2 separate regions of the Mus musculus genome follow, and region 1 is linked to region 2. The links are chromatin contacts, found by Hi-C or POLR2A ChIA-PET in ENCODE. All regions are on one chromosome and are shown on one strand. Each heading gives the region's core, a stretch centred on a gene start or an enhancer-like site at or near the end of the contact. The rest is flanking DNA. Distances are from core to core; before and after follow the strand shown. Region 1 overlaps Eps15l1 (epidermal growth factor receptor pathway substrate 15-like 1). Region 2 holds the start of Klf2 (Kruppel-like factor 2 (lung)).

What was found. Hi-C counts contacts between places; a loop is a spot of excess contacts on that map. ChIA-PET counts read pairs that join two places held with the same protein, here RNA polymerase II (POLR2A).
Region 1: a map of heart shows a loop between it and region 2 (2.0-fold over the local background). The contact joins the enhancer-like site here to the promoter of Klf2 in region 2. A Hi-C loop is called at or near these places in 14 of 37 maps with a recorded cell type or tissue (T-helper 17 cell, gastrocnemius, heart and 4 more). POLR2A ChIA-PET finds 5 or more read pairs at or near these places in 4 of 5 experiments (Patski and embryonic stem cell).

The regions. Positions count from the first base shown.
Region 1 is chr8:72,349,311-72,355,357 of GRCm38, reverse strand. The region is part of intron 22 of Eps15l1 (epidermal growth factor receptor pathway substrate 15-like 1); the gene reads left to right. Among named protein-coding and RNA genes, the nearest start is that of Klf2, 33 kb to the right of the region's middle. Within about 2 kb of position 1,762, at least 1 of the 3 ENCODE cell types and tissues checked has a DNase peak (open chromatin) inside an H3K27ac peak, as active enhancers do; it is heart, where a contact is called at or near this core.
Region 2 is chr8:72,316,251-72,321,837 of GRCm38, reverse strand. Klf2 (Kruppel-like factor 2 (lung)) reads right to left here and starts at 2,776. Exons shown (of 3, transcript NM_008452.2): 1 at 2,689-2,776; 2 at 1,596-2,412; 3 at 184-1,094. The coding sequence starts at 2,760. The coding sequence ends at 919.

The DNA of each region.
Region 1 (6,047 bases), core at 513-3,012, 35 kb before region 2:
GCTACCTATCCAACTCTAAGGGGTTGTTCAGTCAGGCTGCTTTGGGGAATGTGAAGGCCCCAGGCAGATGTCCCTGGGCAGCCCTGAGTCCAAGATGTCAGTAAAGCACTTGGCATGGTGGTGTTGTGTGGGATCTGTATTGTATTATGTGTTCACCCCCCACAGCCACCTGTGTCACCTGGGCCTGACCCAGATGAGGTGACAATTCAGAAAAATGTCTTCTGTTGAAAAGTGTTGATGTTTAAGGTGTCAAATTTAAAGCCAGCCCTGGGTCCCCTGAGAATCATTACCCAGGATGAGTGTCAGTGTGGGCCTGGGGTTATACACTACTCTGCTGTTGTGTTCTATCTTGGAGTTCAGTCTCTGCTCTCACAGAGATCAGTTTGGTCTGTCGAATAGTCTCCCTAAGCATCTGGACAGTCACTGCTGCTGGTAGCAGCTGAGGTGGCTAGCAGCTTGATGCTAAGGGTATAGTTTTCTCCTTGAAGCTTCAGAGTGTGAGCCTTAGGCTGCTGGGATGTGCACAGAAATTGGATGTCTTGAAAGCTCTACATTCTCCTGCCTGGAGATCTTTTCTAGAAAGGTCCATCAATGTATTAAATAACCTGCAGGTGTCTGGGACTGAAGCAGTTGATTGCTTTCAGACACATGCAAAACAGCCCTGAAACACGCCAGTTGGAGTGAGCACACGCCTCCCTCAGGTAAACAGTGGTGTATTTTCTTCAACGGACGGAGATGGAGATCAGTCAGAACTCACCGCTGAAGTTTCTAGGTAAAAGTTGTTGATTTGCAAAGAGAGAAACAGATTTTTTTAAGCTCAGGAAACGGCTGTGTGGGCGTCAGTGATTGGGTTGCCTGAGATAGCGGGATCCTGGCGGGCCCCACCCTGCCACTTCCTGCCAGCGCTGCCCTGCGGCTCCCAGCAGAGCCTACCCGCTGCCCCAGTGACACCCACTCACCAGCCAGTCACCTTTAACCTCTCCCTAAGTTAATGATCATCTTTATAACTACTCATGACCTCTCCACCCCATCTGCAAGGCCAGATGTCCTACAGGAGGAAGATTTTGGCAGCTTTTTTTTTCCCTTTCCCACAGCACCACTGAGAGTGCTTGTGTTAGTGAGCAGCCCATTCCCAAGCTACATAAGAATGGTCTAGCCTGTGTATTGAATTCCTCCGCAAAAAGTCATTCTCCTCGAGCAGAAAAGTCCTCCCCCACCCACATGCTATCTATGCAGAATGGCCAAGGCTTTCTCACAGGGTCAGCAGGGTACAGGCACAGGGAATATTTAGGATTGTAAGCAGCCCAATCCTGTGAACTTTCAGCCTTTCTGTGAGATCCCAGGAAGAGGATGGAACCTGCGGGTCAGGGCCCTGGTGCTGCTGGCTGTCCTGTCTATGCCCAAGCCCCTTGTTACTTCGTATTGTCAAATGGCATCACTGTCTGAGCCTGTGGTTAGCACCTCTGCCCTGAATATAACTACTTTAATTCCGTTCCCACGATGGTGGCAAAGAGATAATGCGCTGGGTACACTGGAGAGTATAGAAAGGAATGTACTTGTTCCATTTCAGGAAGGTTCTGGTGTTCGCTAGCAGCCAGGATGGCCGGAAGGCATTGAAGCAGCCCCCAGCCCCCACACACTCAGGGCACTCACTGCTCTGCTGTTGCTATGGCACCCTGGAGGGTCTGTCCCAGGGCTCGGGATAACCAGTGGCTGCTGTAGATCTATGCTGGCTGAGGGAGGGAGGCACCCATATACTGTATGGGTTTGCCTTCCCAGGCGGTGGAGGAACCCATGCTAATCCAGCTGGTTTCAGCAGCCTGAGGCCGGCTGTTGTTGAGGGAAGATTTGGCAGAACAGTTTGAAAATAGAAATAGTGCCTACCTCAGCACACCCACCCTTTTGCACTCAGCAAGGTGGATCCAGTGGGTGTCCTGTGGCCTGATATTCATTAACGAGTAAATGCCTCACCAGAGGTGGGTCACAATCTGGACAGTGGAGGTTCTGGGGGACCTGCAGGATGTAAGCCCAGAAAGACTGGGCCTTCCTACCGGGCCTCTGTGGTAGTAAGTGGGTGGGAACAACTCCCAGGCCCTCACTTGGCTGAAGGTCCACTCTTTGATCACCTAAAGGACTCAGGCCAGGTCTCTAGGTATATAAATGATTGACACATCACCCCTGTAGTGAGCTCAGTATAGTAGCTCACGCTTGTGGTCAGTAGAGAGCCAAGTAGGAAACCCCTCCCCCAAGTCTACATGGTCCTGTCCAGGCCTGTGACCCTTTCCACCACGGGGCACACATTCCCACTGCAGACATCACAGTCTGTGGTGACTTTATAAATGTGCCAAAGTGTCTACCTGCCCATTGTAGAGGTACCGTTCTGTTTATGTTTGCACCCTGTAGGGAGGACAAAAGTGGGAGGTCCTGGCAGCCCCCGTGGCTGTGCATGGCAAGCACCTAGGACTCCCTCCACTGTCTGGCTTCTGTGTAGATACCATCTCCCTGTGCACCCACTTGAACAGAAGGATTGTGGCAAAGGTGCTACTGGAGAACAAGTGGGAGATCTGTCAATCTTTTGCACAATGAAGACTTACAGGTGCACGGCCTGGTGGTTCATGCCTGTGATCCCAGCACATGGGGGCTGCAGAGTGAAGCCTGTCTCAGAGCACAGTTCATGTCAGCCTTGCCCATGCCTATTTTCTTCTGCAGGCTAATGTCCTTCATCAGTTCTTCATCAGAGATCATAGCAGCCTTGTGTGAAAACGGAAAGAAAGTTGTCTTCCTCACTTCAAATCCATGTGTCCTTTGTGGACCCAGAGCAAGTGGCCACTAGATTCCCTTGCCATGGAGGAGTGACATCTTTGTCTACCGGCCTGCCAGCCCCAGAGTTTCCCATGGCCCCTGCCCACTTGACAGCAGGCGAACATAGTGCCAGCATAGGTAGAGATAACAAATATTTGTTCAGCTTTTCCCCTCAGCTCAGACCCAAACCTCATCCTGTCCCCTCCAATGTGCCAAGCTGGTCTTCTCAAAAATTGGTAAATATTTTTGGTGGAAAATGTCAGCACCATGATGTGATCTGGGACCTCAGACATCTATCACCTGGGCTGCACTGCTCTGCTGTGTTCCAACCTACCTAGTCTTCAGGACCCCTGCCTGCAGGCCCTCAGTGGCCTGGCCAACAGGCTTCCAGAACAAGTCATCGGGAGGATGGAGGTGTGGGCAAAAAGGATTCCTTTCACATGACAGTTGAAAGTTTGAGTCAGGCAATCTGATTTTTCTCTTCTCTGCCATCACTTACTCTTATTTTGCTGTTCCACTAGGGCAGAATGGATTGAGGTCCCTAGTGACCTCTTGATGTCCCTGTCCCGTGTATGTCCCTCGTCCAGTTCCCATCAGAAACCTGATGTATAAGCAACTGGTACTGTTCTGTTGAGAGTAAAATCACTGACAGTGTGTGTCCTCTGGGACACCTAACAGTTCTGTGGTGCCCGTGTCAGGGTGCACAGCAGTGTGGGAGAGTCCTGGGTTGCAGAGGATAGTGGCTAGGGTGGGGCAGCTGCCCTGACCACAAAGCTTTAGTCTTTGTTTTTCTGGTTGTCTTTTGGGGGGTGTTTTTCCTGTATTTATCTCCCATCTGCAGAGCTGCATTTTTTTTTTTAAGTACAGCAATGAATTGTGTCAACAGAACTCGAAGTCTGACAAGAGCAAGCGCATGCTCTCTCTTGGTTGTATTTTGTTTTATTTGCATTTCCACATACACCCCCTCCCAAGTATAGCAAAATCTCTCACACTGTACCCCAGGCTGGCTTGCTCAGAACTCACAATCCCCTTTCGTCAGCCTTCGGGGTACTGAGGTTAGAGCTGTGCACCATTCCTTATATATGTGGTGCTGGGTGGAGCCCAGGACTCCCTGTTCTCCAAACATGTTGAGTGTTCTAACATGTGGGTCCCCAGTCCTGACATTTGATATTCTTGGTAATCAGATTTCTAAGAACCCTGCACCCCAGGTCTCTGACTGTCCTCCTGCATCAGCTTCTTGAATGGAGAGACTACCCTCTCGAAGCTGACTATTGGCAGTTCCGATACATTTCCCAAGCCTGGCTCTTGGCAATTCCAATACATTGTCCAAGCCTGGCTCTGGGAATTGCTCAGGGGAATCCCTGAAAAGCAAGCTGGGAAAGAGATAGGCACCTTCCTCCCCCATAGTCTCTGGGTGTGCTGCCTCTATTGCTGAGGAGATAAATAGCCTAGGAAACCAGAGAAATAGAAAAATTAAAGAAATTCCTACCAGGGTGGGGCCGGCCACTGAGTAAGGTTTTTTTTTTTTTTTTTTTTTTTTTTTTTTTTTTTAGCAGAGTACGCTGTGGTAAACCATGGAGTTCGTGTTGTTTTTGCCGAAGTCAGTGCTGTGTGTGGTTTCGGTACACCGCTCGGGCGGCTGTTGAAACTGCTGTGGTTTCCACATAAGGCCTACTGTGCCTCTCCAGTCCCTCAGCTAGTGCACTGGGGGCATGGGCCAGGGGTGCCATGCCCACTATGAGCACCAGCCTGCAAAGTTTTTGTGTAACTTTTTTGTTGTTTGTTATTGTGAGAGGGCTCTCACTAGCTGTCTCAGAGCCAGTCCCTGGCTGGCCTCAAACTCAGAGATAGCCTGGCCAAAAACTGTGTTTTTTATTATTATTATTATTACATTATTAATTATTATAGTTAGGAGTGCACTCGCCTCTTCCCTCGGTGTTGGTTTACTATATTTATTTGCTTCTGTGTATCCTTGAGTCAGTGGCATACAGGTGGAGTCAGAAACTGACGGGAGTTGGTTTTTCCGTTGTGTACATTTTAGGAATTTACCTTGGGTTATCAGGCTTAGGAGCAAGCAACTCTGTCTACTGAGCCATTCAACAGTCCCTTGTTTTGTCTTTTAGATACACCCTCAGTATGTCATCCATACTGTCCTTAGACTCCAGATTCCCTCCTCAGCAGTTTTTAGTTTATTCCAATTCCTTCTCTGTGGCCATTTCTCCATGCTCATATCCAAAGAGCCAAAAGCACTGTGACCTTGCTTCCTACAACTGGGGTGGACAGAGTGACTTTGTCACACTGAGAATCAACTCCACCTCAGAAAATAGGGAAAGCGATTACAGAGTTAGCAGAAGTGGTTACATAAAAGCAGGAACTAGATTCAGCCTTAACAATACAGCCACCAAAAATAACTCAGGGTGCCAAGTCCCAGGCTCAAACCAGGGCCATGCCAACCTGCAAATGACAGAGACCTAAAGTGCCTGTACGCCAGCACACACATACCAAAAAAAAAAAAAAAAAAAAAAACCACCCATATGAAAACCGTCATCCTCCTTTGAAAACAAGAGATACCAGTTACTGCTGGCGGGTTTCGTGAGCGCAGTCACAATTTCTAAATAACGGTTTCAGCTGTACCGAGTCTTGGTGTAAAATAGTCTTTTCGTTCCTGATTCCCCTCAATGCTCTCAGAAGCCTGAGCTTCACATGGCTGCAGCCAGCTGGCTTCCCACCCCTCTCAGCAAAACTCTTTGTTTCTTTGTTTTGCTTTATTTTTTTAATTCCTCAAGCCAGAGGAGAAAGAGTTCTCCATCATAGAGATGAGAGAGGTTCAGAAGTGGCTAGTCGCCGGGTAGTGGTGGCGCACGCCTTTAATCTCAGCACTTGGGAGGCAAAGGCAGGTGGATTTCTGAGTTCGAGGCCAGCCTGGTCTACAGAGTGAGTTCCAGGATAGCCAAAGCTACACAGGGAAAACCTGTCTCAAAAACAAACAAAAACAAAAAAACAAGTGGCTAGTCACCTCCTGTCCCTGCTCAGGTGTCTTCAGACCTACCACACCACAAGAAATGTCCTGGTCTTAAATTATTATTGTTCATTGTTTTTGAGAAAGGCTCTCATGGAGTCCAGGCTTGCCTTAAACTCTAGGTAGCTAGTGATGAACTTGAACTCCTAGTCTTTCTGCCTTAATCCCCCTGTGCCAGAGTCAGGCATGATGGACCATGCCTAATTGCTCGTGGGTAGGGAATGAA
Region 2 (5,587 bases), core at 1,527-4,026:
TCAGGGCTACAGAGAAACCCTGCTGGAAACACACACCCACCCATACATTTACCCACACACACACACACACGCTCGAGAGCGTGCGCGCGCGCGCACACACACACACACACACACACACACACACACGTGCGCTCGCCAAAACACCTGCACGCTCCATAAGTTTGGCTAAACCCCAAGATGGTACCAGGAAAAGGTTTTTAATTTTCTTTTCTATTTTTCTTTCTAAAAAAAGGAATGGTCAGCCACATCAGTGGAGCCAAGGCTTTTCCCACTTGGGATACAGGGGGTGGGGGTGGGGCAAATTATGGCTCAAAGTAGCAGACTTAAAAATAACCTGTGCTCAATCCTAAAACACCATGTTTACATTTATAGCGAACCCACAGGCCTTGGCAGCTGGGGGCTGCAGCTGGTGACCTTGGCCACAGGCACTGACTGCTCCCTGTCCCCTCAGGACCTACCCTATCCCCAGCCACACCACTACCGTGATTCCTCCAAAGATCCAAAACTTTAATTAAAAAAAAGTCGTATAAAAACGAAGCAGGCGGCAGAGATGCCATCGTCTCCCTTATAGAAATACAATCGGTCATAGTCTTATATACAATATTATAAAAACGTTGGGGACAGTAAACTCAAAGGCATTTCTCACAAGGCATCTAGCCTCGATCCTCTAGTGGGGACCCGAGGGAAATAAGTCAATTATTGCACCATTTTGAAAACATTCTTCACAGACTCCTGTCTTCTTTCCTGGGGCCTTCAGTCACTGTGGGGGCCAGAACTGGTGGCAGAGTCATTTTCCTGTGGCCACACTTGTCCGGCTCTGTCCTAAGGTCCAATAAATAGCAGTCTGTTTGCAAGGGGACCGTGCCCCGCGCGTGGAACCTGCCACAGTCGCGCATGGGCTAGCCGAGTCGACCCAGGCTACATGTGTCGCTTCATGTGCAAGGCCAGGTGGTCGGACCTGGAGAAGGCCCGGTCGCACAAGTGGCACTGAAAGGGTCTGTGACCTGTGTGCTTTCGGTAGTGGCGGGTAAGCTCGTCAGAGCGCGCGAACTTCCAGCCGCATCCTTCCCAGTTGCAATGATAAGGCTTCTCACCTGCATCAGAGAGGAATGACATTGAGCCTCAATTTCCCCGAAAGCCTGCTCTGGGCACCCTGCACCGGATAGCACTGCCCTCTCCCTCTCATCTCCATCCCACATCTAATCTAAACAGAGAACCTTGGGCTCCTGAAGCTGACCACTAGCAGGCTCAGGTGCATTCCTCCCCTAACATTCTGAGATTAGGTCTGAATTCCTGATTCTTCTGCTCAGTACTGAGATGACAGGCTCAGGCCACCATGCCAAACTTTATATGCAGTGCTAAGCCCCAGCCCAGCCCTCCACAGCTTCTTAATTATGTCCCGAATTCTTGAGACCTGAGTCCCTCGGAGCCAACCCATTAAACTGCCACACCCCCTTGGCAGTGTCATAGACTCTGGGGACAGTATCCATTTCCCTTCTGGAGGATGGACAGGGTCTTCCTCTGTAACCTAGCCTGTTCCTGAACTCGCGGCCATCCCCCTGCCGCAGATCCCGGGAATGAGGCCAGGCGCCCACCTGTGTGTGTACGCAGATGCGCCTTTAGGTGCGAGCTCTTGGTGTAGGTCTTGCCGCAGTTGGTGTAGCTGCAAGTATGTGTGGCGGCGCGCTTGCGGGGCCAGGAGCGGCGGCCGCGTTTGGGCTTGGCCTCCAGCAGCTCCAGCGGGGACGAGGGCGGCGTGAGGAGACCGCGCGTGGCAGGTGGAGCCAAGCCCAGCGCCGCCGCCGCTGCCGCCGCGTCCTCGAAAAGACCGAAGGCGCCAGGCGCGGGAGGCCCGTAGTGCAACGCGGGGCCGGGACCGCCGAAGCTGGGGCCGGGACCGAAGGGCGGCGGGAACGGGTTGCGGGGACCGGACGCCGGGATGCGCAGGGGGCCGTCGGGGCTGAGCGGCGGCGTGTCCGGGGGCGGCGGGGGGCGGCCGGCGGGACCCCGCATGCATGCACCTGTCGCTCCTGGGGCGCCCTCGAGCTTCAGCCCGCGCGGTCCGTGGGCCAGGCCCGGAGCGCAGCCGTAGCCGCCGCCGTCCACCTCGGGGGGCTCGGCCTTCACTAGCCGCCCGGGAGGCGCGAGGAGGAAGCGGCCGTGCAGAGCCGGCCCCTGAGGCGGGTCCAGGTCGGGGCGCAGCAGCTCTGTTCCCAGGCTGGCCGCGGGGATGCTGTAGGGCGGCGGAGCACCCGGCTCCGGGTAGTAGAAGGCAGGCGGCGGGGGCTGCGGCGGGGGCTCGGGAGGATTTTCGGCGCCCAGACCGTCCAATCCCATGGAGAGGATGAAGTCCAACACGTTGTTTAGGTCCTCATCCGTGCCGCCCGCCTCGGGTTCATTTCGCGGCCAGCGCTGCAGGAGACAGGGCGCGGGACGTGAGTGGGGGTGCCTCCTGCTACCCTGCACCCCAAAGTCTAACAACTAGGCCCTCAAGATCTGCACCCGGTGCACGGCATCCCTTCAGCGCGCGTGTCCTCAGTCCCTGCACCCACCTCCTGTCCCACAGCCTGAAGTCTAACTCCCTGAGGCGGTCAGCACCCTGGACCTTGTCATCTCCAGTACTGGCTCCTGCACCCTGTAGCCTGGTACCTTGCTACCCCGCCGCCCGCGGACCCTCGCTGCCCTCACCTCCTGGAGGCCGCGCTCGCACGGGCTGGCGAAAGTGGCAAAGGACGGCAAGATAGGCTCGCTGAGCGCCATGGCAGGGACTGTGTGTGCTGTGGCCCGGCCCACCCAGGCCTTATAGGCGCGGCAGGCACAGAGGGCCGGGCTAGGAGGCGTCGACGGAAACGCGTCCCGGATGGGGACGAGCTCCGGGCTCAGCCTAAATTTAGCCGCGGTATATAAGCCTGGCGGTGGTGGCTGTGGCGGCTACTGCGGGAGCCCGGACTGCGCTCCTCAAGCCCCGCCCCCGCGGCCGGGCCCCGCCCCCGACCGTCCCTATGGCGACGGCGTCAACAAACCAGGCACAACAGCATAGTTAGCGCGCGCGGGGGGCGGGGGAGGGGGTGGCACCTGGGACTCCGCGGGGAACACGGGTGACGAGGCTTTCCCGGTATCTCCCCAGCCTCAAGCCCCTGGAAACCTGGACCGATGCATGGGGAGTCTGGGGTCACAGTGCTCACCCAGGGAACGCTCTGTGAAATCTTTGTTTAAGCTACCTTGGAAGCTAAGACAAGAAGGATGAAGTTTGGGGCCTGCCTAGAAGGGAGTTGAGGCCAGCCTGGAGCATCGTAGCCCCCTTAATACACACACACACACACACACACACACACACACACACAGAGGGAGAGAGATAGACACAGAGAGAGAAAGAGAGAGAGAGGGAGAGAGAGAGAGAGAGAGAGAGAGAGAGAGATGGGAGGGAGGGAGGGAGGGAGGGAGGGAGGGAGGGAGGGAGGGAGGGAGGGAGGGAGGGAGGGAGGGAGGGAGGGAGGGAAGGAGACACACACACACACACAGAGGCAGACACCATGGCATGGTGGTATATGCTTGTCTTCAGAACATTTAGGAGGTTGAAAGCATTAGGTTCAAGGCCCCTTTGGCTACAAGAGACCGTGTCTTAAAAAAGAAGCAAACACTAGAGGCAGGCATGATGGCTTAGTGTCTGCTTACAAGCCTCATCCAAGGAGCTCAGTTCCCAAAAGGGGGAGAGAATCCGTTCCCATAAGTTGTCCTTAGACCTCACAGTGCACTGGCGCACGTGCAAATACACAATAGCATGTAATAATTACAATTTACACTAGATACATAAATACAGTACTGAGTCTCTGGGACCTTTCACCTCCCACAAACATACACCTCACATAAATCCTTCTAGTGCAGGGAAGAGCTGTTGTCTGACTGTCAAGACTTGCAAGGGATACTCAGTGGGGGATGGGCACATCAAATAAATATGCATAATACCCAAGGGGCCTAAACAGAAAAAAAAAAGGAACAGTGGAAGAGGAGGAAGTATGTGGTGAGCCTGGGGAAGGACATTGGTGCAATTTTGACCTTAACCCCGGAGGCAAACATTGAGGTAAGCTCTGGAGAAAGCAAGAGGGTAATAGAGAGAGGGAGGGCATTGAAGCTGTGACCTGAAACCAGGAGGCTGAGGGGTGCAGTCAAGCTTGTGTAGTTGGGTGCAGTGATTCCAGCAGGAATAGGGGGTGGCAGATTCCACACCCAGCCCCTTGTCCACTTCTGTGACTTTGGAGCAGAAACATTGGCGAACTACAGACACTGGTCTGTAACATCAGCCCCAACTGTCCACAGGTCCTTTCCACAAAACATCAAAGTAGAGAGATCACACACTCATGGAGGCAGAATGTGAGGCTGAAACACTGGCTTGGTTAAGGAAGATCTAACAAGTCCTCTAGGACCGGGGACCCACCTCAGCCTGTCACCACAGAGCGGGGAATACCATGTGTGTTTCACATGGAGCAAAAGTGAGCCATGTGGTGTATTCAGATCTGAACAACACCCTGAGTGTGTGTGTCTCAGTTTCCCGTTACTAAGGAACAAATGATAAGATTTGGGTCATTTCCCAACGTTAAGGATTCTGGAGGAGGGAGTTCTGTTTTTATTTGCAGTGTGTGTGTAATAGGTTTTTCTTATATCTTATAGTCTTTTCTTATATAGTCCAGGATGGCCATCTTCCTGCCTCTGCCTCCAAAGTGCTGGTATAACAGGCCACACCTGCCGGGCGTGTTGGCGCACGCCTTTAATCGCAGCACTTGGGAGGCAGAGGCAGGTGGATTTCTGAGTTCGAGGCCAGCCTGGTCTACAAAGTAAATTCCTGGACAGCCAGGGCTACACAAGAAACCCTGTCTCAAAAAAAACAAAAAAACAAAAAACAAAAAACAAAAACAAAAAGACTGGCCACCACACCACCTGTCCTGGGGATCAGTAGGGGACTGAGTCTGAACACAGGAAGTTTTTTTTTTTTTTTTTAATCATTCCTAATTAACACAAAGTAACATGACAGCCAAATCTGTTCTGTGGTGTTGGGTATAACCCACCCAGTGGTGTTGTAAAGCCTGTGGGAGAGATGAAGAGCTGGCTCAGTGCTTAAGAGTGGTTCCTCACACCCACGTGGGGCCTGTAACTTCAACTCCAGGGCATCCATGGCCTTTTACTACGTGGTTTGAGTATCTGGGGACCCAGATATTCAAGAGCACTAGAACACGCCTGTCATCTCAGCACTGTGGCGAGGCTGCAGCCAGACGATCAATAGATCAGTAGCTCAGAGCCAGAGCTGTGCAGATGACTCAAAAGGATGTTTCAAACTAAGCCTGACAGCTTGAGTTCAATCCCCAGGGGGCCCACAAAGTAGGGGGAGTGAGCTGAAGTGATCCCCCTGGAGCCCACACGCACACGCACGCACACGCACACTGTCAGAGTCTAGCAGTGCCAAGCAGCTCCCAGGCAGGAACCACCTCCTGCACCTCTTTTCATCAGGTGCACATCCCCTCATTTGCACCACACCTATGGCCAGGGGGAGCTTTTGAAATGCGTTTTTTCTCTTTCTGCATATCTTTTCTTT